Regions from separate parts of the Homo sapiens genome. Here all the other regions are linked to region 1. Evidence: chromatin contacts called from ENCODE Hi-C or POLR2A ChIA-PET data. All regions are on one chromosome and are shown on one strand. The core of a region is the stretch at or near the end of the contact, and the rest is flanking DNA. Distances in the headings are between cores, read along the strand shown.

Region 1 (4,284 bases), core at 1,104-3,603:
TGCTCTGTTGCTCAATCTCAAGCGATTCTCGTGCCTCAGCCTCTCTGTAGTAGCTGGGACTACAGGTGCATGCCACCATGCCCGGCTAATTTTTGTATTTTTGGTAGAGACGGGGTTTCACCATGTTGACCAAGCTGCTCTTGAACTCCTGGCCTCAAGCTATCCTCCCATCTTGGCCTCCCAAAGGGATTGCAAGCGTGAGCCACGGCACCCAGCCAGATCTTTTTTATTATTTTTTAGAGACAGGGTCTCACTCTGTCAGCCTGCCCATAGCTCACTGCAACCTCCAACTTATGGGCTCAAGCAGTCGTCCTGCCTCAGCCTCCCCAGTAGCTGGAACTACAGGCATGTGCCACACATACCTGGCTAATTTTTAATTTTTTTTTTAGAGATGGGATCTCGCACCATGTTGCCCAGGCTGGTCTCAAACTTCTAACCTCAAATGATCCTCCTCCCTCAGCCTCCCAAAGGGCTAGGATTACAGGCTTGAACCACTGTACCCTGACTAAAAAGATCTTCTGTGTTGAATATGACAACATTGTATGCCGGCCCCAACAGATTTAATTTATGCAACATAGTCCAGTTACAGTATCCTTATATATGCAAGAAAGGTGTACTACCATTACATTTTTTTTTAATGCTTAAGGGGATATAGAAGCCATACAATAATTTCACTTAAATAATTTTAATCTAGAGAGAGTTTTATTGAGAACTCACCAAATATCTGGGAGAGATGGGCTTGAGCCATTTGAGAATAGCTACTCCATAGGCAGAGCAGCTGAGCATTCTGTTTATCAGCAGGATCCTATTGCTATATGCATTACAAATGAATTTTAAAATAATTTATAACATTTCTTAGGCTTAATATGTATTTTTTAAAACCTGAATTACATTCTGTACAATTCACCTTTTACCTATCCTTGATGTTTATTTAAAATAAAAGACAACAAAACCCCTAGTATATTTTGTGGGCATTTGTAGTTAACCTAGACTACAAAGGCACCTGCTCCCACTCCAGGCCACGTAATGTTGTTGTTGTTGTTGTTTTGTTTTGTTTTTGTTTGAGTCTTGCTGTGTCGCCCAGGCTAGAGTGCAATGCGCGATCTCCGCTCACTGCAACCTTTGTCTCCCGGGTTCAAGCGATTCTCCTGCCTCAGCCTCCCGAGTAGCTGGGATTACAGGAGCCCACCACCACGCCCAGCTAATTTTTGTATTTTTAGTAGAGACAGGGTTTCACCATGTTGTCCAGACTGGTCTCGAACTGCTGACCTCAGGTGATCCACTCGCCTCGGCCTCCCAAAGTGTTGGAATTACAGGCGTGAGCCACCGCGCCCGGCCTGGGCCACATAATCTAAATACTTTGGATACTAGATAGTTTACAGAGAAGTTTCAACAATTTGAGATTTGAGATTAAAAATAGGTGGTAGTTATACTTGGACCAAAGAATGTTAAAAGATTGACTAGCTCTCTTTTAAGAATGAGGGGGTTATGTAATGAAAATTCCGCAAATATAGAGATAAAAGATATCTACATAAAGAGAAGGCAGTAGAAAATGAATGTTTTGAGAGTGATTTACTCTGCCTCACCTTCCTTTTAGTCACTGAAGTTTTGTTTTCCTTTTTAATGTTCACATACGGGCTTCACAGGTAAGGTTTCAAGAATTTTGGAATGGACAAAGAGTGTTGCAAAGGAAAGCTTAGTACATTTGAAAGTTAGGATGAACCAGTTATTTGCCTAATAACTAAGTTAAAAGTCGTTTTGGTTTTTAAAAAGCATATGCAAAACGTATTCACTGAGGCTTGCTCTAATTAGAGTTCTAAACAAATCTTGTAGGGTTTTTTTTTTTTGTCTTTAATCTCCCCCCTTCCCGTGTCAAGTTAAACTGGGTGGGTGGGTGGGTGTGTGTGTGTGTGTGTGTGTGTGTGGAGAGAGAGCCTGCAAGAGAATTAGCACGCACCTCGTGGATCTTAGTAATTGTTTTAAAGCCAAATAAAACTGTTTCTTGAATAAACCAATACATTTCTGAAGTTGAAAAGAATCCCAAAGGAAACGAATGAACATCCTTGCAGCTTGATTTTCCAAAAAAAAAAAAAAAAATTTTTTAAATTAAAAAAATCCTAATCTCCACATTTTTTGCCAGGCGAGAACCGAAGTTTGGAGGTAGACGAGCAGGCGAGCGGTTTGCCCGGGCGCAGAGCATGAAGGCCGGGCGGGCGCGGGGAGCGGCGCCCCGGCCCGGCGCGGGGGTGAGCGAGAGAGAGAGCGGAGCGCGTGTGGCCGGCGCCGCTCGGCCGGGAGCTCCCGCGCTCCGGCCCCCGGCCCCGCGCCCGCCGCCGCCGCCGCCGCCGCCCCTGTTGCGATGGCGCAGAAACCCCGTTGACAAGGCACTGCTTTTTCATGACGGTGAGTTTCCCTTTGAGTGTATTATAATTTTGTGATAAAAATTTCAAGGAGAAAAAAAAAACACACAACCTCCTTCCTCTGCCTCTTTCCTTCGGGGAGGGGAAAAGCGAGGGAGGGGGGGCTGGAGATCTGTCTCCAGACTGAAAAGAAAGGAGCAAATTAAACACCGAGTTGCCAAAACCAGGATATTAGGTTTCAGCCCAGAGAGCTATTGGCTAAGGCTGTGTTTTTTTTTTTTTTTTGGGGGGGGGTGGGTTTGTGGGTGGGTGATGGTGGTGGTGGGTGGATGTTTAATGGACACGGAGAAAAGGGGAATCGAGTGTTTATGCCTTTCCCAGCGCTGCCGGGGCCCCGGGAAGACCAAGTTCAGTGTCTCGGGCGGGGGCGCAGGCGGGCAGGGGGCGGCGAGGCCGGGCCGGGGGCGCCTCGGCGGGGTGGGGGCCCGGCGCCTTTCTTTTTCCTTTTTTTTCTTTTCCGCGGATGCAAATTTCTGGAGCGGGGAGAGGGAGAGCCCGGGAAGGGGGTGGCGTGGCGGTTGGTGGTGGGGAGGGGAGGGGAGGGAAGCCTTTTAATGACTCATTGATTGAGCCGGTTTAAAATTAGTTGTGTGCGCGAGTGTGAGTGTGTTTTCCGCCCCCCGGAGCCGCCGGGAGCCGGGAAGGAGGGAGCAGGGCTCGGCGAGGGGAAGACGGCGCGGCGGGGCCGCGAGCAGGGGGCAGGGAGGGCCTGGAGTGACGGCGGGCGAGGAAGAAAAATAAGCTTTTCCAATCTCCTCCCCTCTGTTTTCCCCCCCTCGTTTCTTTTCTCTCTCGGAAGCTCTAGGGTGTGAATCACATTTTCTTTCTTCTCGGCAAAATGGACCCCGCGTCTGGGGAGGGGGAGGGGAGAGGGTGGGGAGGGAGGCGGCGGAGACGGGGTTTATTTTTCATCCTGGCTTCCCCATTCCCGCCGCATCTGCGGGCGGCCGCGGCGAGGAGAGCAGGTCCGGGGTGCGGCGGGGAGAGCTCGGGGCAGGCGAGTCGCCCCGGCCCCGTTCCCGCTCCCGCTCCGAGCCCGCGGCGGCGGCGCGCACCTGCCGCGGGACTGCCCCTTCCCAGCCGCCTCGCTGCCTTTTCGAAGCACCGCCGAGGATCCGCGGCCGCGTCCGGCCGAGCCCCCAGCCGCGCGGAGGACCGGCGGCCCAGCCGGGCGTCTCCTGCGAGGCCCGCGCTGTTCGCCGCGCCGGCCAGAAGAGATGTGCGGCTGGGACGGCGCATTTTTGGCCGAGTGCGCGCGGGCGTTATGCTGTTCGCGCCCCCCCGAGTCGCCCCAAATGCGGGATATTGGGTGGGGGGGTGCGGTTGGAAGGCGCTAAGATGGCGCTGGGCCTGGCCTGTCGCCAGGGCTGGTGGCGCAGTTGCTCGGCGGGCGCCATCTTTCTCGCGGCGCGGGCGGCGCCCTCCGAGGACATCTCGATGACCAGGGCGCCGCGAGGCCCGGGGCTAGCGGGAGCCGAGAGCAGGGTGCTGAATTCTGGAGATGGGACTGGGGTCGCGCGGCCTTCTCCTTCCCCACGCCCCCAGACCCAAAAGACGAGGCCGCCGGCTCGGAGCGGGAAGGGCTGGGGCCAGCTTCTTCCTCCTAACCACTTGTTTGTGATGGAAGAAGGGGGCTGGGGGTCGAGCCTCGCGGCTGATGGGTTCCCTCCCTGACCCCGCACCCCCACTCCTCCCAGTCGAAATTGGAGGTGAGGCGCTCCTGCCATTTTCTCTCCTGCGGTCTGAGAGTGGACGTCTTTGTCTTCTCTGGCCCGGCGTGGGGGCAGGGCATTGAGCCTTTTCCTTAATTCTTCAGTTATTGAAAGTAGAGTCCAACCAGGTTACAAAACTAAAAAAAAGAGTC
Region 2 (4,284 bases), core at 489-2,988, 990 kb before region 1:
GGATCCTGGCTAAGCCAATCAGTCCTCCCTGCGTCCAAAAGTGGCTGAGTGAATTAAATGGGAATGTGTGCAGACGTGCTTTAGCGTTAACTGGGTAAAAGGCGTGGTTACTGGATGAATGAATGAGGGAATGAATGAATGAAACGTTCCCCTCTCCCTCTCCCTCTCCCAGCTGATCTTCTCCTGGCGCTGCACCGAGGCGGAGGGACAGCGCTGGCATGAGAACCACTTCTGTTGCCAGGACTGCGCCGGGCCTCTGGGCGGGGGACGTTATGCCCTGCCTGGGGGAAGCCCCTGCTGCCCCAGCTGCTTCGAGAACCGCTACTCGGATGCAGGCTCGAGCTGGGCCGGGGCACTGGAAGGGCAGGCATTCCTTGGTAAGGGAGAGGATGCAGAGCAAAGCGGGAGGGAGCTTGGGCTGGGCTGTGGGGGTTCTCCCGGGCTGGGACCCTCGCCCCGGTCCCACGCCGTCCCGTCCCTCCAGGAGCGCCCCCACCGCACCCCCCAGACCCAAGCCTCGGGGCCCGCAGCTCTCACCGCGCATCCCTGGCCGGAGCGTTCCAAGGGCCGCCCGAACCCACCCCGCGCCGCGGTCGGGGTTGCGGCGCCAGACTCCCTCCCAGGCGCGGGAGGCGGACGCCCTCTGGTGGAGGCGGGGGACCCTGGCGAGGACTCTCGGCGGCGGCGGCGGCGCGCACGGCCCAGGGGCTGGGCGGGGCGGGAGGCTGGGCCTCACCCCCACTAGCTGCGGTGTAGGTCCAGCTCCGCGGCTCTGAGACCAGCGTTTCCGACCCGGCCCGGAACAGGGGAGACTGGACTCGACCGAACTGAAGGAAGGGACCAAACCTCGGTGAACTCTGCAACCCTCTCCCGAACACTCCTCGCTGCTGCCGGCGGTTCCAGCCTGCAAACTCAGAGGGGGCTGCCTGGATCCAGTCCCCAGCAGGAGAACCGACCTGGGGACAAAGCGGAGGCACCCAAAGGGCAGGAGCAATGCCGCCTGGAGACTATTCGTGATCCCAAGGACACCCCTTTCTCCACCTGCTCCTCCTCCTCTGACTCGGAACCTGAAGGATTTTTCTTAGGCGAGCGCCTTCCCCAGTCCTGGAAGACCCCCGGAAGCCTCCAAGCAGAGGACAGCAACGCCTCTAAGACGCACTGCACCATGTGCTAGTGGCGCAGCTCAGAGAGGGGATGTGAGTGGGAGGAAAGGGGTCTGTAAAGCGGGAGAACAAGGCTAGCCTCCCCCTAACAATCCTAGACTGAGACGCAGTCAGGCGCACGCCCGCAAGAGGCGGCGAGGTGACAAGTTTGGAGTGCGCCCCCTTCAGTACTGCGCGTTCTAAGACTTTTGGCGGAGACTTTCTTGGCAAAACCCATTCCCCAAAGCTACGCTTCCCCTGCTGAGATAGCCCCTACCCCCACCTCCACAGGCTGGGACAGCCCCGTCCCCACCATCCTCCTCCCAAGCCAATTAAATGATCACAGCACGCGTGACAGTTACCGGCTGGAGAGCCGGAGGTGGGACCGGGAGCAGGGGACCGTAGAACCGGGCCGCGCTCCTCCCCTCCTAGAGTTCGTGGAGGCGCAGCAGAGGGCCGTCCCTCTTCCGGATGTCGGACTAAGCGAACAGCGCCCCCACTGCCGGCCGGTAGCAGCCGGAAGTGCCAGACCGGAGGTGCGTCATTCACCGGCGACGCCGATACGGTTCCTCCACCGAGGCCCATGCGAAGCTTTCCACTATGGCTTCCAGCACTGTCCCGGTGAGCGCTGCTGGCTCGGCTAATGAAACTCCCGAAATACCGGACAACGTGGGAGATTGGCTTCGGGGCGTCTACCGCTTTGCCACTGATAGGAATGACTTCCGGAGGTAACCGAGCCCGAGGAACTTGGTCCTTTTCTGGCCCTTAAATCCGTATTTCCCCTTTCTTGCGAGGCTGGCGCCTCAGGGTTTTTTGTTTTTGTTTTTTAACATTACCAGCATTGTGGCGTCTTCGTAGCTCTGGCTGTGCCTCACTGAGATCCCTGGCCAGGAGAGTTCCCGTGTGGCAAAAGCGATCTTTCTGTCATGTGGCTGTATCTGTAATGTCACCCTGATCAAGGGAAGAAGTGCTAGCACGTAAACAGGCTTTTTCGGCCCTGGACTAGTGCTTTAGCTGGGCTTTGCGTTTGATCTTACATTTCTTTTTTGTTTTTTTTTTTTTTTTGAGACGGAGTCTCACTCTGTTGCCCAGGCTGGAGTGCAGTGGCGCGATCTCGGCTCACTGCAAGCTCCGCCTCCCGGGTTCACGCCATTCTCCTGCCTCAGCCTCCCGAGTAGCTGGGACTACGGCCGCCCGCCACCACGCCCTGCTAATTTTTTGTATTTTTAGTAGAGACGGGGTTTCACCGTGTTATCCAGGATGGTCTCGATCTCCTGACCTCGTGATCCGCCCGCCTCGGCCTCCCAAAGTGCTGGGATTACAGGCGTGAGCCACCACGCCCGGCCTTTTTTTTTTTTTTTTTTTTTTTTTTTGAGACGGAGTCTCACTCTGTCGCCCAGGCTGGAGTGCAGAGGCGCAATCTCGGCTCACTGCCCCTTCTGCCTCCCGGGTTCAAGCGATTCTCCTGCCTCAGCCTCCCCAGTAGCTGGGATTACAAGCGCGCGCCACCACGCCCAGCTAATTTTTGTATTTTTAGTAGAGACGGGGTTTCACCATCTTGGGCAGGCTGGTCTCAAACTCCTGACTTCTCGATCCACCCGACTCTGCCTCCCAAAGTGCTGGGATTACAGGCGTGAGCCACCGCGCCCGGCCACATTTATTTCTTTTTGAGACAGCCTCGCTCTGTCGCCCAGGCTGGAGTGTAGTGGCGGACCTCAGCTCACTGCAGCCTCCGCCTCCCGGGTTCAAGCGATTTTCCTGCCTCAGCCTCCCCAGTAGCTGGGATTACAGGCGCGCACCACCACGCCCAGCTAATTTTTGTATTTTTAGTAGAGACGGGGTTTCACCATGTTGGCCAGGCTGGTCTCGAGCTCCTGACTTCGTGATCCGCCTGCCTTGGCCTTCCAAAGTGCTGGGATTACAGGCGTGAACCACCGCGCCCAGCCTGACCTTACACTTACTAGGCACAAAAATGAACTCCAAATTCCCACGTGGGTCTTGAGCAACCTGCCGTCACAACCACGTATCAACGCCTCGGGAAGGTGGTGATGGAAGCCTTTCCCCCCAGTACATTTCGTTAACTGTACAACTGACTCAGTGACCACAGGGTTAATAAAACACATTGTTTTTCCAGGAACTTGATACTAAATTTGGGACTCTTTGCTGCGGGAGTTTGGCTGGCCAGGAACTTGAGTGACATTGACCTCATGGCACCTCAGCCAGGGGTGTAGCCAAGTAGGTAAGCACTGAACTACACCCATGCGTGTCTTAGGAGACCTAGAGACTGGGTGAAGCAATGTTTTCTGTCAAGTATTCATGAAATGTACAAAAGAATGTGATGTAAAACCCTTAACTATTCCTAGTTAAATGTGTTTTCAGATGTTGAAAGGGATTTAAGTATCTCTTACCAGTTTCCCTCCCATACTTTTACAGTTCTAATGCCACCTGTCGTCTTATCATCTGATTGCAGACAAATGGAATCCTGTGCTGAACCCGAATCTTCCAAAAAACAGCCTACAATCTGTGACCACCACAAGATGTGCCCTGATGGCAGCTGAAGTTTGATTCAGATGGGCACTTTTCTTCCCCTTCCCTGCCTAGTTTCCTTTTGTTCCTTGAGTCCACGCAGAATTCCATTCTCTGGTCAGCAGACAGGCTTAAGCTAAAGTATTGCCTCTATTCTGTAAAGTTCTGTACATAGTTCCCAAGCTTCTGCAGGGGGTGATTTTTGCTCTTGTCCTGAGAAATAACAGTGCTGTTTTAAAAAACATTTGAAATAAATACCGCACACAAAGGCAGTCATTTTATTCTTTTAATAAGAAACTTTTGCTTACAAAAACAAGGTGTAAAAAGATTTACAAAAATCATAAAAACATGATTTATATTTCACACTTGAGAGACAAAAACAAGCCCCAAAACATGGATTTTAATGGAGGTGGTTTGCTTCATTTTAAAAGGGAAAAAAAAAAAAGGAAGCTGTAACCATACATTGATGTTAACCTAGCATGAAGTTTATTCTTGAAGAATTTACATTGTTGAGCAATATTAGGGGAAGAAGCCATTTGGTGTTGCATAGCATTTTAGTGCACCAGATGGGTTTTCCAGACACCAGGGAGGCATCATTGCTGGAATAGTGAGGTTT
Region 3 (4,284 bases), core at 876-3,375, 890 kb before region 1:
GAGTTACCAACTACAGCATGAAACGTCCCGCACAAAGCTAAAGGCAGCTCAGGAACTCAAAGCCCTCAGCTCTGATTTAATCTCTCCCCCAGTAAACTTCCTTGGTTGGTTATCTGCCTTTCTCTGAAATGATTTCTTAACATTCTCCAGCAACTGAAAACAATAAGCAGAAATCTGGTTGATTAATCAAAAGAAACAGATTCTCATCTTTCTCTATCCCAACAACAGTGCGTTCTCCATTGAAAATGAAAATGCTGTCCATAAAACACAGCCCAGCACTTGTCAGGTGCAACACTCCTACAACACTAAAACTATCACATCACACGAGTACACCCTAAATAAGCACACCCTTTCCCCGAATTATCACAACACTAGTGAAATGCAGAGGTTTTCAACACCCAGAGTTTATACTTTATCATCCATACAAGAAAAAAATCAAATCAAAATGAGTCTCATTTCTTCAAAGTGGACAGGAAAGTCAAATCAAAAGCAATGAAGGGTGGAAGCAGATTCAAGATTTCTTGAGAGAAAGAGGTTTCTGGAATTTCCTACTTTTAGGGACAAAAGGATTCACAGTTTCAACACACAGTTCTCTCCTCAACAAAGAATTCCTTTCCTGCACCCCCCACCTCTGCCCTTACTTTTTAGTCTTTACCCCTGTCTCTAGGTCCCCTTTCACTCACCATGGTTCCTCGTCTTCTGCACCAAAGGCTCTCTTACACTTGATCTTTCACTACAGCATTTCTGCCCTGACCCTTGCAGACCTTCTGGAGCAACTCCCCATAACACGCACATTCGATTCCCACCCCCCTGCAGTCTACCCCAGTTCTACATCCATCAGGACTCCCCCAGCTTCTCTTAGCCCCCTCTCTTCCCTTACTCCCCATCTCATCCTTTAAATTCTGGGGCCCATCTCTTCCTGCTCCTCTCACCATTTGCTTTTAGCCCTGTCTCTTTACCTCACTGTTTTCACCTTGGATCTTGCTGAACCTCTTCAATTAACGTAATTACCCAGTTATCCTTGTCCCAGATGGCCATCACTTCTTACACCCTAACTCTAGTCTCCTTTCAGCTCTTCTGGTCCCAGAATCGTCCTACAGACACCCATCTCTTATCTGTTTCCTTTCGCCCTTCCACCACACTCTTATTCCTGACTCCACCTGGTTCCAGTCCAGGTCTCATTTGCCCTCCCTCACTTTACAGAATTTACATCCATCGCCCACCCACTAACCCATTCCTTTCTCAGAACCTCGCCAGCAGTTCCCACCACACCGTTGGTCCCAGTCCTTCAGCTCATCTCGCTCCGCACTAGTTCACACCCTCGTCACGTCTGGCTCTTAATCACTCTCTCTTTCCTACTCCCAACTATTACCCCAGCTCTGCCCCTCCTTGTCTTCCACTTCCAACACTTACCCCGGTACCCCTCACCCCAACACCACCCGCTACGAAGATTTCCCCTTCAAACCCCTGCTCTTACACCTAACCCCAGGATCCCTTTCCCCAGCCCTAACCTCATTCCCTGCCCGGCTTCCTTAACGCCCACCCTGGCTTTTGCCTCCTTCCTATCTCCTTGGCTGGCTTTTTCTCACTCCTCCTCTCCCTGGCTTCTAACCCTTTCTCCCCTTAATCCTCCTCATCTCATTCTCAACCCGGTTCCCCTCATCGCCTCCAAGCCTTCCTTTCCCTCTCCCTTCAACGCTTTTGCCCCAACCCAGCCGTCGCCCACCCCGCCAAAATAAGGCGCCCGCGCGCCCCGACTCCCGGCTCTCGCCTCCCGCCGCCCCCGCCCCGGGCGCCCCCAGCCCGCCGGCGCCGCGGTCCCGCCCCCTGCCGCCGCTCCTCCCGCCCGCGAGGCGCGCGCTGCCTTTGTCGCCCCTCACCCGGTGTGTGAGGATTTTGCTTCTTTAAAGGGGAGGGCTAGTGAGCCGGAGACTCCTATCCCCGCCTCCGAGTCTTAGAATGGGCTCCCTGGCCGTCGCGGCCTCCCCGGCCCCCGTTCCCCCTACCCCCTGGAGCTACCCACTTTGCTGCCTCCCCACCTCCTCCGTCCCCTCCCCCGGCCCCCTCTATTTACCGCCATCATCAGCACGCGCGAGCTGTCACCAGGGCGCGAGACAACCGAACACGGCCCCGCCCCCTGCCCGTCTATTGGCCCGCCCGCTGGAGCCCCGCCCCTCAGGCCCTGCATTGCGCCAACGGCGCAGCGCTGGGCCGCGACCCCGGCACCGGCACCCGTTCCGAGGGTTCGCGCCGCAGGCGCAAAGTTTAGGGTCAGCCACAAACGCGCGGCCGCTTTGAGCCTGGCGTAAGGGGCGGCGGCGTAGGGGGACGTTGTGAATAGCTGGTCGAAGTTTGGTTGAAGCACAGGAGGGTAAATAAGAAGGTTTCCAGACAAAGAGACTCTTAAAGGTACAGACTCTTATGTCTGTCCCTCCTCCTTAAAGGGCCAGAGACGCTCCCGAGCCCATCTCCGCCCCCTTCTTCCCGGGGAACTGTAAAGGTATTTTACATGAGTTTCCCATACTCTTTTCGGTTCACCTTTAACACCTCTCCCCACTGCGAAGGACAAAGGCTTTCTCACTATCCCGTCCGTATGTTTTGTTTTATTCTGTTAAAAGACGTTATTTCTGTGTTGTTCCTAAAGCAGCAGCCCTCAAACCGTGGGGTTTCCGGAGGCAGCGTTTGCAAAAGTTACTATTGGCTCCCAGGCGGGTGAGCACGTGTCTGGCTTTTGCCACAGATGACCCAAGAGAGATTCAGCTGTTTTATGGAAATCCCCCACAAGTTAGAGGATCGCTGCCGGAACTGAAGAAGTTCAGCAGATTGTAAGGCTTGGGAAATAAACCAGACTGACTTGGTAGTGGTCCATTGGGAAACAGAACAGCACCTAAGCTACAAAAGGCTTAGGTTAAGCAGTCTCCTAGGTGCACTGTCTTGAAACTACTTGCGGGGTGGTAGTGGGGGGAGGGGATGGGAGTCTCCCAAAATAAGATCAACAATTTCAACACCCAACACATAGCTAAGGCAGATAAAGACTTACATTTAAATATAAGGACAAGTAAAAGAAACAGACATTAGCTATAGTAGTGGCTCAAGTTACACACCTGTAAACAGGAGAACTAGGTAAGCACAAAAAAAAAAAAAAGAACACCACACACAATAGGAAGGGGGAAACTACAATGCCTGGACCAAGCGCTGTGTAGGCAATTTATTAACAACTTGCACTTTTAAAAGAGGTTTGATAGAAGGAGAGGAAGTGGAGTGTTTCAATTTGGTTTGGTCGGGATTTATCATGAGGTTCAAGGCCTCAGAGTTAGATTCAGAATTTAGCTCTCCCTTTGTCGTCCATCACAGTTAACATAATTCTTTTTAAGGAATTCTTAACATTATAACTCTAATTATATGTCTTATTCCCTTACTCAACAATCCCCAAGAAAATTCTTGGAGAAGAAAGATTGTTACTTATTCAATGTTAGTTCCATAACAAGGTGCTTTTGCTGAGTGAAGAATTTGGGAGCCACTTAAAACTTCCAATGGAAGGGATGCTCCCAGAATAGCAATACAGGAGGAAAAGTTTCTCAGTGATGTGAGCATGTATTAGATCAGTGTTCTCAAAAATGTGGCCTGGAGGCCGGGCACGGTGGCTCACGCCTGTAATCCCAGCACTTTGGGAGGCCAAGGCAGGTGGATCATGAGGTCAGGAGATCAAGACCAGCCTGGCCAACATGGTGAAACTCCGTCTCTACTAAAAATACAAAAATTATCCGGACGTGGTGGCGTGTGCCTGTAATCCCAGCTACTCAGGAGGCTGAGGCAGGAGAATTGCTTGAACCAGGGAGTTGGAGGTTGCAGTGAGCTGAGATCGTGCCACAGCACTCCAGCCTGGCAACGGAGTGAGACTCCATCTCAAAAAAAAAAAAAAAAAAAAAAAAGTGTCGCCTGGAAAGGCCTAGGGATCTCTGAGACCCTTTGGGCTGGGGGGATAGTGGGGTGCCTGAGATCAAAACGATTTTCCTAATAATACTGAGACATATCTGCATTGTCACTGTGATGATATTTGCACAATGATACAAAAGTAGCAATGGGTAAAACTGCTGCCTTAGCACAAATCAAGGCAACTGCACCAAGTTGTGCTAGAGGTCAAGGTATTCTTCACTGCTACAGTAAAAAAACACCTGTTTCAGGCCGGATGGGTGCAGTGGCTCACACCTGTAATCCCAACACTTTGGGAGGCCAAGGCAGGTGGATCACTTGAGGTCAGGAATTCGAGACCAGCCTGGCCAA
Region 4 (4,284 bases), core at 1,293-3,792, 840 kb before region 1:
CAATCACAGCAGCCTGCTTGCTGCCCTCCTCCCTGGGAGATGGGGCCCAGAGACTCCTCTCAGGGTCAGCAGAAGACTTGGCCCGCCACAGAGCAAGGTGGAGGAAGGTGCCAGCTCACCCACCCTCTCCCCCAGCCTCCCTAGGAGACAATCTGCATGTCCTAAATAACCTCTTCCAGATCCAGCAGCTCCCCCGCCTCCTCCCCAGGCTCCTTCTGAGGCGGGACAGAACCGGTGACTTTCCTGCCCGGCCTGAGCCCAGCCCAAGTTTCCAGCAAGAGGCCCAGGGAGCCACTTCCCAAACCACAGGAGTGACAGCAGCTCCCCACAGGGTTATGAAAGACCTTGGTCAGAGAGGGCGGGCCAGGGGAGGGGGCACCATTATCACATCGGAAGCAGATGCAGCTCACCTCCCTGTCTGTCCCTCAGCTTGGGCCTTGGGCTAAGGGGGGAAGAGGGAGCTGTTTCCACCAGGCCCAAAGCAGCTGCTCCAGTTCCTCAGAATGAGGACGAGGAAGGATTAGGAAGAAGCTGTTTCTTCCGGGATATAAGAGGAAGCAAAGAAGGTGGGATGAAATACATCAGCCCTTCCTTAAAGCAATCAGGGCCTGGCTTTAATTGGCTCTGGGAGGCTTTTCTATCACAAAGTCCACATGAGGATAAAGACTCAACCAAGGCAAAACCCCCTCCCCCACATGAAGCACATTCCACTCCCCTACTCCAGTGGGGGTGTGCAGGCATGCCCTTCTGCTGCCAATAAATAACTCATGGTGGCTGCGTAAACCCAGAGGCAAAGTACTAGTGAGTGTAGACATGCAATTTGACTTGTTGCTATCTGGGGGAAAGACCAGGAAGGAGTGGCATCCCCTGGAGGTCAGGAGGAGGGGGTTTAATGCCTGCCTGCAGCTCAAGCCTGGGCGGGAGTGATACTAACCATCACACCACAATGCCCCATCGTTTGTTCCACCCCAATTCCTTTCCCAAAGGTCCTGATCCCCTTGCTTCCTCTCCAGGGGGCAGAAAGCCTCTGATATCTCAAGCTTTCCTTTTCCTGGAAAGTGGGGAGACAATACGTGTCGGGGGTGGGGGGAGTTACACACGCACCCGCAACTGGCGGGGAGAGACAGCGTGGTCGGTGTAGATGCACAGTTTTTCGATGGTCAGGGGCGTGGTCTCGCGCAGCTTGGAGGCCAGCAGCATGCAGACCGCACCCAGGAGCTGCAACTGCGCCTTTCGGGTGGGGACGCAAGACAGGTAGCGATCCAGGTAGTTCATGGCCAGGGGGAAGACTTCCTCCTCACAGCGCTGCTCCTCACATACCTGGGGGAGGGCGCACAGTCACTGCTGGGTCTGGAGCGTGGGGAACACAGCAGCGGGGGGGTGGGAGCGCTGAAGTGAGGTGGGATAGGGAGCAAAAACGGCAGAGAGGGTAAGCTACTTAGAGAGACAAGGACCAATAAAGGAGGAGGATGCGCCCTCCCCAAGGTGACGCCCCCCACTTCCTCTGCGCGGCCTCCTCCCCTCTCCCCTTGACGGGGGAGTGGTAAAGCCAAGGAGCCCTTGCTCACGGAGGATTCCAAACGGAGACTCCCCTCCCCCACAGCGAGGGGAAGTGGGACGCAAGGGTCACCCATGGTAGCCAGAGAGCTGGGACCTCACCCCCATCACCGCCACCACTGCACACACCCGAGGGGAAGGGAGGAGGCTCCTGCCGCTGCCTCCTGCACTTTTCATTTCCCTGTCGGCCGGAACAGGGCGCGCGCCACCCCCATCGCCTTCCCCGCCAGAACCCCGCGAAAGACACAGGAACCGGCTCCCGGGCGGGGGCGGCCGAGCCCAGGGTTTTCCAGGCGCGCTCTCCGGAGAAGGCCGGGAGGCGGAGGGAAGCGGGAGACGCTGTGAGAAGCCGAAGGGGAGAGAGTGTCCTTGGTCCCGTTTGCTCGGCCCGAAGAGAGGCACAGTTAGGGTGCCAAGTGACTGGCAGTCACTGTCGGGAGGAGCCGATTAGGGCTCGGGAAAGCAAGGGAGGCAGCTGGCGTGGGTGCCCTAGTGAAAGGCCAGGCCCCGGGAGTCTTAGCCTCGGAGCATCCTGCAGATTGCTGTGGGGACCGGGATGTCCCGACAGGGCGGCCCCGGTGTGTCCAGACCCGGGAGCGGTGGGGGAGGGGGACGCGTCCGGGCGGTACCTCCAGCATCCAGTAAGCCAGCATCTTCCGCATGTGCGGCTTGATCTCCCGCTGCACGCACTGGAAGTAGGAGGCGCGGGGTACGTAGCGCTCCTCCAGGCGGAGCAGGCTCTGCAGGACACGCTGGTCCCCCAGCAGCCGCGGGTCCGGCCCGGCCCGGGGCGCGTGCCGGGTGCCTTCGCAACACAGCAGCTCCATACTCGGGCAGCGAACAGGCAGGGCGGGAGTGCGGGCTCGCGAGTCCCAAGGCAGGCGACGGGCCGGAGAGCGCGGGGCGCGGGTCTGGCGCTGGCGCTGGCACTGCGCGGCGGATCCCCAGCCCGCCCGCCGCCCGCGCGCGCGCGCCGCTTCCCTGACAGGCGCCCCGCCCCTCGCGACGATGTAGCAACCGTGGAATGCTCGGACGTCGCAACGCTCCGAGGGGCGGGGCTGCGGCGCCCCGGACGGAAAGGGTTGGCTGAGCGCTCTCCCCTCCCTCCCGCGGCCCCATTGGGCCGCTGAGCGCAAGCCGGCCGGCTTCCGGGCACTCCAGGCCCTCTGGACCACCGGGTGCAGAGAACTTTCTAGGAGGTGGGCCTCCTACCCACCCACGGGCCCTCCCATTTTGCTTCTCGGACTCTAGTCACCCAGGAAACAATTTTTCTCCAAAGGTCATTCATTCACTTATTCATTCGTCAAACCCTACTTCACCGGCTGCTTGCTCTAAGGAATGCGATAAATAATGTCAGAGCTAGTTCTTAGTGAACGCTGCTCGAAAGCCTCACGATGTAATGACTCACTACATCTTCACGAAAACTCGGAAACCGAGGCAACTGTCATTCAGTTGGTCCGTGGCAGAGCTAGGATTGGGAAGCTGGCCTTCTTGCTGCAGATTCTGTGTTCTACACCATTGCTAGTTAAACTGTGATCCCAGACCTGTCCCGTGCGTGGTCATCGCCTGGGAGCTGGTTAGAAATGCAGACTCTCAGGCCCACCCCTAACCTGAATCAGAATCTGCATTTTAACTAGATTTCTGTGCACTTTAAAGTATGAGAGCTTTAGTCTAAGTCAGCATATAACAGAACGGAAAGGCCATGGAGTCATGGCCTCACCTTGTTAAGTTGCTTGCCTAGGTTTGGACAAGCCCCTAAAGTCGGCCTTAGTTTCTGTTTGGAGAAACTGTGGACGGAGAAACTAGATTCTCATTGAATCAGTTTCTTGCACAGACTCTGTGAGATCTACCGGTTGCATTTCTTCCACCTCCCAAACTTTTGGTTACTTTGTAGTTTTACCGGAAGCTAGATTCCACTTGACGAAGAGGCCGAAAAAGACCTCCAATAATGCTCCAAATGGGAGGAGGCCATGAGGATCCCTGCCCTACTGGGGTCCTCCTGACTTAGGAGACACTAAGGAAGTGTCTAACCATTTTCTGTTAATTATTCTTTTTTTTTTTTTTTTTTTTTTTTGAGACGAAGTCTCACTCTGTTGCTCAAGCTGGAGTGCAGTGGTGCGATCTGGGCTCACTGCAACCTCCACCTCCCGGGTTCAAGCAATTCCCGAGTAGCTGGGACTACAGGCACGCACCACCATGCCTGACTAATTTTTGTATTTTTCGTAGAGATGGGGTTTCACTATGTTGGCCAGGCTAGTCTTGAACCCCTGACCTCGTGATCCGCCGGTCTCGGCCTCCAAAAGTGCTGGGATTACAGGCGTGAGCCACCGTTCCCGGCCGAATTATTCTTTCTTATATTATAAATTGTATTGTAGTTTTCATATCATAAAATATTCTTTTACATTGTAGAAAACTTCAAAAATACAAATAAGCCACAAAAAAAGGAAATAATCATTTGCAATTTGCCATGAAATAACCCTTTAATATATCAATGTTTATTTTTCTAATCTTTGTTCTATGAATAAACACACATTTTAAATGGAATCATCACAAACTGTTTTGTAAGCTTTTTTCATTAAAAAAATACTGTTAACACTTTTCCATGCTATTAAATATTCTAGGACATAATTTGTAATAGGGACATAATATACCATTAGGTGAATGTACAAAATGTATTTTGGCAAACCTGTATTGGTGGAAATTTAAATTATTTCTAGTTCTTCTCTA
Region 5 (4,284 bases), core at 1,078-3,577, 850 kb after region 1:
TCCATCTTCAGCCTGAAAAGAAACAGTGAGCAGTTACCATACACTGTACAGACCCAATCCCTACTTCCCCTCAATTCCCACTGGGTCCAGGTAGCTAACTTGAGAAAGCAGGAAGCCCCACTGGCACTTGGTTAGGCAAGTGCCTGTCAAAGGTCAGTGGCAGACAAGATCCTCTATTCACCCCCAGCATAGCCTCTATGAAGGGAAGGCCTATAAGGACACAAGGAGTCACCCATTTAAGCCAGGAACAGAACACTGAATCAATCCATTCTTTGATCACTGGCAGCACGTTCTTCCTAGATGCAAGATCATCCCTTCCTCCCCACCTCCAGGGCCTCAAACCTGCTTTTCCCAGAAGTCTATGTCTCCTCTGTGCCCAGGCTGTTAAAACCTTTCTTTGTCACTGGTCTAGGAAACACCATTTCCTCCCTGCCTGCCCCTTTCAGCTGATGTCATCTAGAGTAAGAGGCTGCAAGAGGTTCTGGATCAGAGCCAAAGGGTGAGCTCAGCAATGGTCACTACAAGCCTGATGACCGAGAAGATCTAGGTGAGAGAGGAGAAGAGCTCCAAAGCTGGGGCTGAGAGGAACAGAAAAACTCAGAAAATGTAATGAAGCGGACAGACTCGCTATGGCCTTTACCTCTTGCCCCCTAACCTCAGTGGAGGTGAAATCCTGAATCCACCCCACAGTCTCTTCTAGCTCCAGTGGGTAGCACAGCACAGAAGCACCCTGTTACCTGAGGCTTCCCCTCCCAGGTACAAAGGGATATGGGATTTGCCTGTTTGGCCAGTCTGCATTTTTCTACCCGCCTCTCTGGATATTTTAGTTTTCCTCTTCCCTTCCTATCATTCCATCCCTTCAAGGCTGTCTGGCTCCCAGGCCCTAACAGGTCTTCACTCATAATCTCCACTTCATGGTGTGTTAAGGAGATTATTTTTTTTCCCCATCAATAAAAACCTTTTAATCATTTTTCTGGGGATGGGTGGCTTCAAAAAATGTGGTACAAGAATGACAGTCTAGGGCCCAGACCAATGGTTCCCAAAGTGAGGTCCTGGGACCAGCAGCATTAGTATCACACGGGAACTTATAAGAAATGCAAATTCTCAGGCCCATCCTCACTAGTAAGAAAGAATCAGAAATTCTAGGCTGGGCACGGAGGCTCACGCCTGCAATCCCAGCACTTTGGGAGGCCGAGGCGGGTGGATCACCTGAGGTCAGGAGTTTGAGACCAGCCTGGCCAACATGGTGAAACCCCATCTCTACTAAAAATACAAAAATTATCTGGGCGTGGTGGCGGGCACCTGTAATGCCAGCTACTCGGGAGGCTGCAGCAGAAGAATCGCTTGAGAACCCGGGAGGCCGAGGTTGCAGTGAGCTGAGATAGCCCTACAGCACTCCAGCCTGGGTAACAGAGACTCCGTCTCAAAAAAAATAAATAAATAAATAATAAAAAAATAAAATTGGCCAGGCGTTGGGGGCCAGCAATCCGGGTGATTCGATACATGCCAAAGTTTGATAACCACTGGCTTAGGCTGTGTGTGTGTGTGTGTGTGTGTGTGTGTGTGTGTAGTGAACATACTGCTCTTTTCCCGAGTACTGTGTGTGTGTCCGTGTGGAACATATTGCTCTTTTCCCGGGTACTCCCCTTCTCCCTGTGGAACAAGTTTAGAAGAAGTGGTGGTTACTGTCTGCCTCTCGTCCCAGGATGCAGTCTCTCTTGCCCTATGGCGGCACACGCAGTTGGTCGGGGTGCTCTTCCTGGGATCCCCTTTCTCTACTTCTCTCCTGGGGTAATCTAGATCAGAAGGGGGAGTCCTCCCTCTCCACTCTTCCTCCCTGAGGTCCTGTCACCTGAGAGTCCAGTCTCTGCCCTTCCTCCCTGGGGTCCCGGGACCTGAAAGAGGTGTTCTCCTCCCGTGCCCCTCCTCCCTGGGGTCTCGACACCGGAAGGGGAGATTAATTATCTGGGTCCCGCCTCCCTAGAGTCCTGGGCCGGAAAGAGTGGCTTCTTCCCGCCCTACCACTTCTCAGGTGCTCACCTCGGGGGGCAAATACGGGGGGTTGTTGGCTTTGCCCCCTCTGTTCCTTCCGTTCTTCTTCTTTCCCTTTGGCCCCCCGCAGCCGCTGCTGCTGCCGGCCCCCCTAGCCTTGAGGGTTCCGCCCACGGCCGGGCCCCCTCCGGGCCGGCAGCAGCCGCCGAACAGCTCCGATACCCGCGAGTCCATCCGCCGCTGCCGCCAGCCCCCCGCCCGGCCCCTCCCCCGACCGCCGCCGCCGTCGCCGCCGCCCTTACTGCCACTGCCGTGTCCGGCCGGCCTGAGCAGAGTGGGGTGGGGCTCTGCACAAGCTACGCCCCCCACCTCCCTGGCCTCCGGGTCGCGTCAGAAACAGCCGCGGGGCACCACGGGATATAGAGTCCCCAGGCCTGGGAATTCACTTAAATGACACGTCGCCGCCCTACAACTCCCAGGAGGCATCGCGGCGCAAGTGGCCGCGGGAGTCGTCGGAGGCGTGGGGAAGGAGCGCGCCTTGGCGCGCAAAGGCTTAAGGGAGCTGTAGTCTGACTTCCAGTCCTCGCGCTATGTTCTTTTTCTAGGACTTGGGGGGAATTTAGAGCCTCGAGGCCTGGGGTGGGGACGCGAGGACACCAGCGTAGAAGAGCTTACATCAGAATCGAGCTTTGTGGGCGCTCCGGGATTTGGCCCTTTAGCGCGGATCCTAGACAACAGGTTTTGGACCTCGAGAGCTGCAGAACTGAGGCTACTGGTGCCGCCAGCCTGCTGGCTCCGCCTCTGCCTCAGTTTCTTCCCCTATGGCCCGCGTGCCGCTGGGGTGAGTCAGGGCGAACGCCAGGGCGGAGGCGGATGGTGATTAGCCAAATTACGGCTGTTATTGTTGGGATGATTATGCTACCTTTACATAGTAGTCACTGCTTTATTACCAGGCTGGCACCGTCCAGGGGCTGGTTTTAATAACCGGAGGCACCGCGGTGGCCCCGACACGAGACCCGAACCCGTAAACCAGCTTCCTCCCCGAAGGCTGCAAGCATACCCAAAGCGAGTATTCCTCCTCCCCTTTGTTTTGAAGCAGAACCAATCGGGAAGAACTGAGTTTGGTTTTAAACGGCCAAGACTGTAGGAGGGGCCTGGCCCCTACTTCGGGCGGGGCTAGGGCTCGGGTTACACCAACCACCACGAGGGCGGGGCAGTGGCCGGGAATAGAAACTTGGCCTAGGGCCACAGGGGATTTTTGGCTTTTGACTCTCTTGTGAAGCAATCTCCAGCTCTTTAGTGCTGTTGCACTCTACAGAGTACATACATTCAGCGACATAAGCCAGTGCACAGAACACAGAAAGGCAGGGTGGAAAAGCAGTTATGTTGCTGAGCTGCGAGTCAGGACGCTAGGGCTCAATTCACAGCCGCATGGCTGTCTCATGACTCAGACCACTCACAGTGTGTCCACTTCTCCCCTCTTCTCGAACTGCGAGGTGCTCATACACGGTCAAGAAATTAAACAACTCAGCCGGGTGCGGTGCCTCACGCCTGTAAATCACAGCACTTTGGGAGGCCAAGGAGTGTGCGGATCACCTGAAGTCAGGTGTTCGAGACCAGCCTGGCCAACACAGCGAAACCCCGTCTCTACTAAAAATACAAAAATTAGCTGGGCGTGGTGGCGCATGCCTGTAATCCCGGCTGCTCGCGAGGCTGAGGCAGGAGAATCGCTTGAACCCGGGAGGCGGAGGTTGCAGTGACCCGAGATCACGCCATTGCACTCCAGCCTGGGCAACAGAGCGAGACTCCAACTAAAAAAAAAAAAAAAAAATTAGCCCAGCATGATGGTGCACATCTGTGGTCCCAGCTGCTCGGGAGACTGAGGCAGGAGAATCGCTTGAACTCGGGAGGTAGAGGTTATAGTGAACTGAGATCATGCCACTGCACTCCAGCCTGGGTGACAGAACGAGACTTCGTCTCAAAAAAAAAAAAAAAAAAAAAAAGAAAGAAAAAGAAATTAAGCAACTCTTCTCTCCAGACCTCAGTTGTCCTTGGAAAACTAGAAGCAGCAATAATGACTTACCTCTGGTGATCCCTTCAGGGGTTCAGACTTGGTAGAGTCCATGGCTTCCTCCCAGGGCCACAAGGAGGGAGGCAGGTTTACTGATCATGCTGTCCACATAGCATAATTTCCCAAAGCAGTGAGAGCAGAGAGACCAAAATCTGCAAAAGGGCCTAGCTGACCATAGGCCAATTATGTGGGTCTTCAGTGGTTGAAAGCACATGTGACTT
Region 6 (4,284 bases), core at 963-3,462, 730 kb before region 1:
TTTCTCTGCCCTTCAATTCCGTGCAGAACACCTCACTCAGTGGGAAAGTGAGCCAAGCTTTCGGTGCCAACTAGGAAGTGATGAGGATGCGGCGACCCCATTGACCCACCCAGCACCGATCCCCAACGCATGGTCTCCAGCCTGAGCTGACATCCCATCTACCCCGGTTTCTCCAGCACCCAAGCCTACCTCCTCGTCAGGTGACCTCCCCGGAGCACCGACTGGGGTCGCAGGCGCTCTGTCCCGCCGCCTCCGGAGCCTGCCTTTGGGGAGTGGGGGTGGTCGCAACCACCAGCCGCGAGGAGAGGATTGCACCTCTCCCCCCCGGCCGGCATCCGAACAGAGCCAGTCTCCACCCCTGCAGTGGCGAAGTGTTTACAAAGTCCGCGCCGCGCCGCCGATCCAGAGCTGGGCAGGAAGTGGGGAAGAGGGGGCGGAGGAGACAAAGGGGCTGGTGCTCTGCTCAGCCAAGTTTCGGTCCCCGGCCTGACTCTCCCACCCCCTGTACACCCTCGGCGAGGCCAGGAGGCTCATCCGGCGCCGCGCACCCCCGCCCGCAGCCCCCGCCCCACGCGGCATAGGTGCGGGGGCGGGGCGCCACGGAGGCTCAGGTGTGGGCGGCGGGGCCGGGGCAGCACGGGTTCCCGGACCGCTGCCTCCCGGCGTTGGCAACTCCTCCACGTGCTATCCAGGAAGTAAACAACATCATGAGGAGCGACTTCTTTTTCTTTTTCTTTTTTTTGAGATGGAGTCTCCCTCTGTCGCCCAGGCTGGAGTGCAGTGGCGCGATCTCGGCTCACTGCAACCTCCGCCTCCCGGATTCAAGCTATTCTCCTGCCTCAGCCTCCCGAGTAGCTAGGACTACAGGCGCACGCCGCCACGCCCGGCTAATTTTGTGTATTTTTAGTAGACACGGGGTTTCACCATGTTGGTCAGGCTGGTCTCGAACTCCTGACCTGAGGTGATCCACCCGCCTCGGCCTCTCAAAGTGCTGGGATTACAGGCGAGAGCCACCGCGCCCGGCCGATTTCTTGACTCTTACTACACGTCAGGCACTGTGACAGACTCTTTCTGTGTATCATCTCATCTTTCCCCCAGCTTTACAGAAGAGGAAACTGAGACACACTGAGGATTAAGGTCAAGTGCCCGAAGTACCATAGCTGGCTAGTGTTAGGATCCAAGCCCAGAATCTGCGTCCTGCCAGGCACCTGCAAATGGGGACGAACACGGCGCAGCTAGAGGGGCTGACAGGCTAGGGAGAAAACCACTGGTAGCCGCGGGCACCCCACGCCCTGGGAGTGAGGCGGCAAGGGACAAGTCTCCCGCCCCCTAGACTTGCCTCGCAAATACTTGCGGGTCGAGGGCGCGAAGGCAGCAGGATGCAGCGATAGACTTGGACTAGGTGGTCCAGGCTCTACTTCCAAGTGGGCCATTGACAGGCGGGGCGGCCCTCAGCACAAAATCACCAGGCTGGATGCTCCAGGGTTTCCCAACATTACTCGCTCAGAAGAATCATCTGGGGAGCTCCTTAATGAGAAAGATTCCCAAGCCCCTCTTCCAGAGAGTGAAGTCACTGGGATTGGGCTGGGCCCAGCCAGGTGTTACTAATAATAAGACAAGTTTGGAAAACCCTGCGAGTGTAGATGATCTCCTGGTATGCTCTTTATAAGAACCGATTTTCATATTAAAATAGGTTTCTTTTAACTCAGTGAAACCGGGCGCGTTTTCCTGGCCCACAACCAAGCCACTGAAGGCCCCAGAACACTTCACTCTCAAAAGGTCACGTGAGGCTGGCGCGGTAGCTCACGCCTGTAATCCCAGCACCTTGTGAGGCCGAGGCCGCGGACTGCTTGAGCTTAGGTGTTCGAGACCAGCCTGGCCAACATGGCGAAACTCGGTCTCTACTAAAAATACAAAAACTAGCGGGGCGTGGTGGTGCCCGCCTGTAATCCCAGCTACTCCGGAGGCTGAGGCGGGAGGATCGCTTGAGCCTGGGAGGTGGAGGTTGCAGTGAACCGAGATCGCGCCATTGCACTCTAGCCTGTGAAACGGAGCAAGACTCTGTATCCAAAAAAAAAAAAAAAAAGTCACGTGAGCCGGGGTCACCGGAGGCGTCCCCCAACCGACTGGGCTTCGGAAAACCAAGGGGCGCACGCCGCCCCGCCCCGCCCCGCCCCGCGACTACAAGTCCCATCGCGCCCCGCGCTCGCGCACACTACGCCAGAACAAGATGGCCGACGCGGCGGCCACAGCTGGGGCCGGTGGCTCCGGAACGGTAAGGGCAGGAAGCGCGGGCTCGGAGCCGAGAGAGTTTGGGTATCCTGCAACTTTCCCCTCGACTGAGCAACAAGATAATGCCCAGAAATTCAGCCCCATCATGAGCTCCGACTGGCGGAGGGTGTTTTCAGGCCGTAGGCGCCCCCTCCTTGGGACTTGGCTGCGGCCTCCGGAGTTGGCGGACCTGTGTCTTGATTGGCTCGTTCGCTGTTGGGGGTTGGGAGCCCGGAACACCCCCGATTGGTCTGAAGATGCCGTTTTCGCCTTCTTATTGGCCGGCCAAAGTTGAAAGGCATTCCCGTTTCAAAATATTTAGCTTTCTTACTTTTTTGTGCTTTTATCTTTTGCCCTCCTCTCCTCGCGGTCACCTCTTGTTACTGTTTTCATTTTCCCTTTCAATGAAATGGTGTGAAGATGGGAGGCACAAGAGAGGGATCCTGTTTTTTCTGCGGGACACGTCTTAATCCCATCATGCGTGTTTCTTCAGCTATGTATTCTAATAATCTGCTAAAGTAGAAAGTAAAAGACCTGCTATTTTATCTCATTGGGACTGTACGTTTTAGGTAAGCGGAGAAGTGGTCTCTGTATTTAAAGCACCTTGGGTGCTCAATTTTTACTCAGTTGGCCAAGATCTGTAAATCTAAACATTAAGCACTGATTTTTAAAATAAAATTATTTAGTAAAATAACTTTGCTTGCCGTTGACCACGTATGAACTATGTGATTGCATCCTTCTCCTGTGGATGAAAATCTCTCTGCTGATTCACAGAGATCGGGAAGTAAACAGTCCACTAACCCTGCCGATAACTATCATCTGGCCCGGAGGAGAACCCTGCAGGTGGTTGTGAGCTCCTTGCTGACAGAGGCAGGGTTTGAGAGTGCCGAGAAAGCATCCGTGGAAACGCTGACAGAGATGCTGCAGAGCTGTGAGTACATGGAAACACTTGGCCTTGGAGTCAACCCCAACATCAGTTCTGTGCCCTGCTTTGTGATAGTGTTTGAGAGGATTTAAGAAACAAACTTTTTTCTTAAGAGGGGAGAAAAAAAATTTTTTTTAATGTAAAAAGTTGAGAAAAGAAAACAGCACAATGGGCCGAGCGTGGTGGCTCACGCCTGTAATCCCAGTACTTTAGGAGGCTGAGGCGGGTGGATCACCTGAAGTCAGGAGTTCAAGACCAGCCTGGCCAACGTGGCGAAACCCCGTCTCTACTAAAAAACACACAAAAAAATTAGCTGGGCGTGGTGGCAGGTGTCTATAATCCCAGCCACTCGGGAGACTGAGGCAGGAGAATCGCTTGAATCTGGGAGGCAGAGGTTACAGTGAACTGAGATCGCACCACTGCACTCCAGCCTGTGAGGCTCCATCTCCAACAACAACAACAAAAACAGAAAAGAGCATAATGAAGTGACTTACAGGCTTTAGAATCAGATAGACTTGGTGTACATCATCACTCTGTCACTTAATAGCTTGGGCAAGCCACTGAATCTCCTGAACCTCAATTTCCTCATTTCTGAAATGGGATAACAGTTTCTACCTCATGGATTTGTGAGTGTAAGTGAGATGTATATATAAAACATTCAGTGCTGGGGAGATTTTAAGCTCTTGGTGAGTTATGGGTGCCCTTAAGGACTTTTGTTGGGGAGTCAGGACTAATTCCCCATGCAATAGATATCATCACATTATGTAATGAAATGCTAGATTGTGTGATACAAAGAATGAAGGGGAAAAGCCCCCCCCCCCTTTTTTTTTTTGAGACAGAGTCTCACTGTGTTGCCCAGGCTGGGGTGCAGTGGCACAATCTCAGCTCACTGCAGCCTCCGCCTCCCAGGTTCAAGCAATTCTCCTGCCACAGCCTCCCAAGTAGCTGGGATCATAGGCGTGCACCACCACGCCTGGCTAATTTTTGTATTTTTAGTAGAGACAGGGTTTCACCATGTTGGCCAGGCTGGTCTTGAACTCCTGACCTCAGGTGATCCACCCACCTTGGCCTCTCAAAGTGCTGGGATT
Region 7 (4,284 bases), core at 756-3,255, 700 kb after region 1:
AGATCAGCTTCACCAAGGGGCAGACCAGCTCCATCTCTAGGCCCAGGGAAATGGGATACCTTGCTGCTCTGAAATGTTGATGAGCTGCGGAGGGGAGAGGGACAGGGGAGCAGATGGAATTCCTGGACAATTGTTCCGGCTGTCACCAGAGAGGATAGGCTGGAGGGGGCCCTGGATAATTTATGGAGGGACAGATGCTTCTCCGGAACCATCTGGCCAAGAGAGGCCTGGGCTCGGGGTGGATGATGTCTTTAGGTCTGAGGAGACTCCTGGCCTCCAGCCTTCCTCATTTCCTCTACCTGGCCTGCTCGGTGCCCTGGGGCTTTCCTAGGATGGCTGTGCTCCCTGAGGACCCAGCTGCAGAATTCCACCTGATCCTCATCTCACTCTCTCCTTTGCTGAGTCTGGGGCTTGTCTTTGCTACCATTCCTGTTAGTGCTAAGTGGGGCCTTGAGGTCATGTAACTTCCATCTATGCATTTTCTTATTTTATAGTATTTTCAACCCCTCTTCTCCACCAGTATATTCCAAAATCTGTCAATCACCAACCTCCATACCATTTATTCATTCAATAAATATTTACTGGCCGGTGCAGTGGCTCACACCTGTAATCTCAGCACTTTGGGAGGCTGAGGCAGGTGGATCACTTGAGGTCAGGAGTTCGAGACCAGCCTGGCCAACATGGTGGAATGGTGGAACTCCCATCTCTACTAAAAATACAAAAAATTAGCTGGCATGCGCCTGTAATCCCAGCTACACAGGAAACTGAGGTGGGAGAATCACTTGAACCCGGGAGGCGGAGGTTGCAGTGAGCCGAGATCGCACCACTACACTCCAGCCTGGGCAACAGAGTGAGACCCTGTCTCAAAAATTAATTAATTAATTAAACAAACAGAATAAAAAAAATCTATTGAATACCTACTATGCCAGGCATTGTTTTAGACACTGGGGATACTGTGATGAGCAAGAAAACATCCCAGACCTCTGGAGTTTGCTTTGTAGTGGGGAGATGATCAATAAACAATAAATATTTAATATAATGTCAGATAATGATAAGTACTATGAATGAAAACATTAAAGCAGGGTAAAGGAGAATAGGGATGCTGATTTAGATTGAGTGGCCAAGGAAGGCTTCTCTAAAGTGATGACACTTGAGCAAAGACACAAATGAGAGTCAATATTTGGAGGAAGAACATTCCAGGTATGGGGAATAGCAAATTTAGAGACCCTGAGGCAGAAATATGCTTAATGCATTGGAGGAAAACATGCCATTTATTCATTAGGCAATTATTGTGTGCCAAGCACCTGCTAGGGAGTATGAAGATGCAATCAAACATAGTTTTTGCCCTGAAGAAGCAGCAGGGCAAAAGTGGTATAACATGTAAATAAATAATTACACTGCACGGGACAGCTACAGTAAAGCTATGTACAAGTTGCTAGTGATGCCCAGCAAAAGGAGCACTAAAGGGAAATCTTTCTGGGGGAGGTGACATTTTAGCTGATGGTTTGAAGGAATAGGAGGAATTGATGATGCAAAGGAGGAGGAGAGAGATTAGACATCTTAAGGCCCGATGTCCTGAAAACAAAGGACAATTTGGGAACCTGAAGTTCCCAGGAGAGGCAAAAAATGAGGCTGATGAAGGTGGAAGAGCCTGGATCATGCGGATCTTTGAATGCCAAACTGAAAAGCTGGTTTTATTCTCTGGATGACGGGGAACCAGTAGCACGATTCTCTCTCCCACTGTATCTTTGAGATGTGTTCCCCTATTCTTTTTTTTTTTTTTTTTCTTTCAGTACTGGATTCTTTCCCCGCTTCCCGCTATTGCCCTGCTCCTGACACCTCCTTCCTTCTGTGGCCAGTCCTCCAATCCCTGCTTTCAGGAGAGCCCCATTTTTCACCATCACCTACCTAGTGTCCCACCTCCCCAACCCGAGGCCCCGCCCCCATGGCCCCGCCTCAGATGACGCGACACGCCAAGTGCGTGGGGATTCCCGCGGCCCTGGCCACTACCCGGCCTGCCCCGCGGCAAGATGGCGGCCTGAACGCAGCTGGCAGCGGCGGAAAGTTTGTTGTGGGGTTGGAGTAGTCGGGCGGGGAAGCCAGAGTTGGGGAGGATTGCGGGGGCCCTAGCCTGTAGTAGGGGCGAAGGGGGTACTGGCTCCAGGGTTGAAAAGAGGAGATGGAATGGAGTAAGGTCCGAGGCGGAGAGGAAAAAAAGGAGCTGGGGCGGACCGGGGCCCTAGGGTCCAGTGGCAGCCCTAGGGGAGGGGGATTTGGGGGCGGGGCAGCCAGAAGTAGGTGTTGTGCAGGCCCTGGAGAAGCAGAGTCACAAGTTGGAGGAAAATTTCTTAGCCGCGAATAAAGAAGCCTGGAGCGTGGGATAGAGGCCCGACTGTATCTGGCCGGCCAGAGGGGAAAGGGATCTTTCTAGTAGAGTGGGATAGTGAGGAAGAGAGATCTGGAGGATGCCGGGCAGATCTGCTAAGGAGGGAACTAAAGCCAGTCAAATGACCCTCTTCTAGGCTTAGATCAGCCTTTCCACAGCTGTTAGCAGCATCTGCCCCAATTTCAGCTGAAGATTCAGGTGCCCCAGGGACTGGAAGAAATTACAGTGCCTACTTGGAAAGAAGAAGAGATAGCGACTTGCCCCAGTCCAACCCCAGAGCGGGTAAGGTGGCTTCCAGTGACAGGTTTCTGGCTGGCATGCTCCCTGGGAGGAGGATGCATGGGCTTAGAGTGATGCCAAGAAACATTTGGTCTGAAAAGGGCTCACTTTTATAGAGTTTGTCCTTTGTCTGAGGTCCTTAAGTTAGTGTTTGGCGTAGATTGCAGGCTGACTTTTGAGAGTTGGTGTAGAATTAAGCCTTGTGTGCCTTCACCTATGCAAGTAAACCTGGACAGAGGCCTAGAGACCAGGCCGAAGGATGTTAACACATCCCTGTCACAAGCAGTTTCCTACATGCTCATTGTTTCTGCTTCAATATCCCCATCACTTCTTCACTTTGGCGTCCTGCCTGGAAGTGGAGATTTGTGGGTGACAGATGGTGGGGAGTCACGAGAAAACAAATTCTGATCGTGTTCACTGACCATTTAGGTACCTGCTGTCACTGACTCCTGAATTCATTCTCGCTGTGTGTCTACTTTTGCTTTTTTGGTAAGAAGGGCTCATTAGTGTTCCTCTGGGGATGTGGATTTTGGTGGGGGTATCAGAGGTGAGGGAAAGGCAGGTTGGGATTAGAGAGAAAAAATGTAGATCAGTTTCTGGTAAGAGATCAAGTGGACTGATGTAAAGCTCTGGGAATGTTTAGCACCGCACTGCCTATCCTTGAGACCCCTAATATTTGAGAGCTACTTTACAGTTGGACAAGTGTGGTGATGCAAAGAAAGGATCATGGAACTTGCTCTTTTCTTTTCTGGTAGTTTTTTTCTCTCCTTTGTAATCTTCCCATCAAACCACTTTTGAAAAATATCAGTCTCAGTAGCCAAACTAAGCATGGCCTGAGAGGTAGTGGATTTGGTGTTGGAGAGAAAGGAAAGGGACTGGAGCCAGAGAACACAGTGAATGTGGCCTTCACTTCCTTTGGTGAGTGTTTTGCCCTAGCCAGAGTTGGGAGTAGCCTTCTTATTGAAGCCTGCTTCAGGATCAGCATCGCTTCATGGTGGACTAGGATGGTTTGATCTAGAACTCTTCATTTACTGTCTGCTCTGTACCTGTCCCCCCAATCAAAGGCTTACTCCAAACAGAACAACCCAAGTCACTGTTACTAGGTCAGCTTCAGTACCTTTAGGTATTTGAAGAACTGATGATATGTAGCTGTGACTCTGTTTCTGAAGGTTGAGAACCTCCTTTTTCTGAGGACAATTCGTGCCCCCTTTCAAATTGTAATTGTAATCACCCAAGGGTAGTGTGGTGAACACACATAACAGTTAATAGCACTGACTCTGAGCCCGGCCTAGTGGCACATACCTGTAGTCCCAGCTACTTGGGATACTGAGATGGGAGGAGCACTTGAGGCCAGGAGTTTGAGGCTGCAATGCACTATGATGGCACCTGTGAATACCCATTGTACTCCAGCCTGGGCAGCGTAGGAGATGCAGTCTCCAAGAAACAACAAAAAAAGCACTGGCAGGGTGCAGTGGCTCACTCCTGTAATTCTAGCATTTTGGGAGGCCGAGGCAGGCGGATCACGAGGTCAAGAGATCGAGACCATCCTGGCCAACAAGGTGAAACCCCATCTCTACTAAAAATACAAAAATCGGCTGGGCGTGGTGGCATGCGCCTGT

Evidence for each region. A loop is a pair of places that touch in the nucleus more often than their neighbours do. ChIA-PET counts read pairs that join two places held with the same protein, here RNA polymerase II (POLR2A). Pooled maps may share reads with other maps.
Region 2: a pooled map shows a loop between it and region 1 (12-fold over the local background). The contact joins the promoter of TOMM6 here to the promoter of BICRAL in region 1. A Hi-C loop is called at or near these places in 13 of 50 pooled maps. POLR2A ChIA-PET finds 5 or more read pairs at or near these places in 3 of 52 experiments (CD4-positive, alpha-beta T cell, WTC11 and endothelial cell of umbilical vein).
Region 3: a loop to region 1 is called in a pooled map, with 4 times the contacts of the local background. The contact joins the promoter of USP49 here to the promoter of BICRAL in region 1. A Hi-C loop is called at or near these places in 1 of 37 single-sample maps with no recorded cell type and 3 of 50 pooled maps. POLR2A ChIA-PET finds 5 or more read pairs at or near these places in 1 of 52 experiments (WTC11).
Region 4: a pooled map shows a loop between it and region 1 (4-fold over the local background). The contact joins the promoter of CCND3 here to the promoter of BICRAL in region 1. A Hi-C loop is called at or near these places in 8 of 50 pooled maps. POLR2A ChIA-PET finds 5 or more read pairs at or near these places in 3 of 52 experiments (WTC11 and activated T-cell).
Region 5: a loop to region 1 is called in a pooled map, with 10 times the contacts of the local background. The contact joins the promoter of GTPBP2 here to the promoter of BICRAL in region 1. A Hi-C loop is called at or near these places in 1 of 37 single-sample maps with no recorded cell type and 8 of 50 pooled maps. POLR2A ChIA-PET finds 5 or more read pairs at or near these places in 2 of 52 experiments (PC-3 and activated B cell).
Region 6: a pooled map shows a loop between it and region 1 (9-fold over the local background). The contact joins the promoter of TAF8 here to the promoter of BICRAL in region 1. A Hi-C loop is called at or near these places in 1 of 37 single-sample maps with no recorded cell type and 9 of 50 pooled maps. POLR2A ChIA-PET finds 5 or more read pairs at or near these places in 7 of 52 experiments (A673, AG04450, CD4-positive, alpha-beta memory T cell and 4 more).
Region 7: a loop to region 1 is called in a pooled map, with 4 times the contacts of the local background. The contact joins the promoter of TJAP1 here to the promoter of BICRAL in region 1. A Hi-C loop is called at or near these places in 4 of 50 pooled maps. POLR2A ChIA-PET finds 5 or more read pairs at or near these places in 2 of 52 experiments (B cell and activated T-cell).

Annotation. Positions count from the first base shown.
Region 1 is chr6:42,779,699-42,783,982 of GRCh38, forward strand. BICRAL (BICRA like chromatin remodeling complex associated protein) reads left to right here and starts at 2,354. Exons shown (of 13, transcript NM_001393499.1): 1 at 2,354-2,403. LOC401261 (a long non-coding RNA gene) reads left to right here and starts at 3,798. Exons shown (of 2, transcript NR_134654.1): 1 at 3,798-4,284. RefSeq lists enhancers at 3,163-3,852, 3,709-3,898, 3,853-4,284, 3,919-3,988 and a silencer at 3,289-3,628.
Region 2 is chr6:41,785,956-41,790,239 of GRCh38, forward strand. TOMM6 (translocase of outer mitochondrial membrane 6) reads left to right here and starts at 1,739. Exons shown (of 3, transcript NM_001382294.1): 1 at 1,739-1,870; 2 at 3,277-3,381; 3 at 3,613-3,940. The coding sequence starts at 1,743. The coding sequence ends at 3,373. PRICKLE4 (prickle planar cell polarity protein 4) reads left to right here. Exons shown (of 8, transcript NM_013397.6): 7 at 173-377; 8 at 807-1,497. The coding sequence ends at 1,174. USP49 (ubiquitin specific peptidase 49) reads right to left here. Exons shown (of 8, transcript NM_001286554.2): 8 at 3,941-4,284. RefSeq lists a silencer at 287-806 and enhancers at 1,427-2,426, 1,497-2,186.
Region 3 is chr6:41,893,250-41,897,533 of GRCh38, forward strand. It overlaps USP49 (ubiquitin specific peptidase 49), which reads right to left and starts at 2,126. Exons shown (of 8, transcript NM_001286554.2): 1 at 2,075-2,126. RefSeq lists enhancers at 885-1,399, 2,334-2,523 and silencers at 1,964-2,203, 1,992-2,284.
Region 4 is chr6:41,939,266-41,943,549 of GRCh38, forward strand. CCND3 (cyclin D3) reads right to left here and starts at 2,543. Exons shown (of 5, transcript NM_001760.5): 1 at 2,187-2,543; 2 at 1,105-1,320. The coding sequence starts at 2,384. RefSeq lists enhancers at 1-645, 226-520, 1,602-1,731, 1,774-2,725 and a silencer at 2,242-2,691.
Region 5 is chr6:43,626,937-43,631,220 of GRCh38, forward strand. GTPBP2 (GTP binding protein 2) reads right to left here and starts at 2,328. Exons shown (of 12, transcript NM_019096.5): 1 at 2,041-2,328; 2 at 1-12. The coding sequence starts at 2,226. It also overlaps a transcript of MAD2L1BP not described here. RefSeq lists silencers at 2,038-2,117, 2,138-2,277 and enhancers at 2,338-2,517, 3,138-3,357.
Region 6 is chr6:42,048,312-42,052,595 of GRCh38, forward strand. TAF8 (TATA-box binding protein associated factor 8) reads left to right here and starts at 2,213. Exons shown (of 9, transcript NM_138572.3): 1 at 2,213-2,275; 2 at 3,046-3,202. The coding sequence starts at 2,231. It also overlaps a transcript of CCND3 not described here. RefSeq lists enhancers at 30-79, 1,836-2,387, 2,169-2,718, 2,388-2,939 and a silencer at 450-699.
Region 7 is chr6:43,475,565-43,479,848 of GRCh38, forward strand. It overlaps TJAP1 (tight junction associated protein 1), which reads left to right and starts at 2,006. Exons shown (of 11, transcript NM_001350562.2): 1 at 2,006-2,064; 2 at 2,523-2,668. RefSeq lists an enhancer at 2,356-3,149.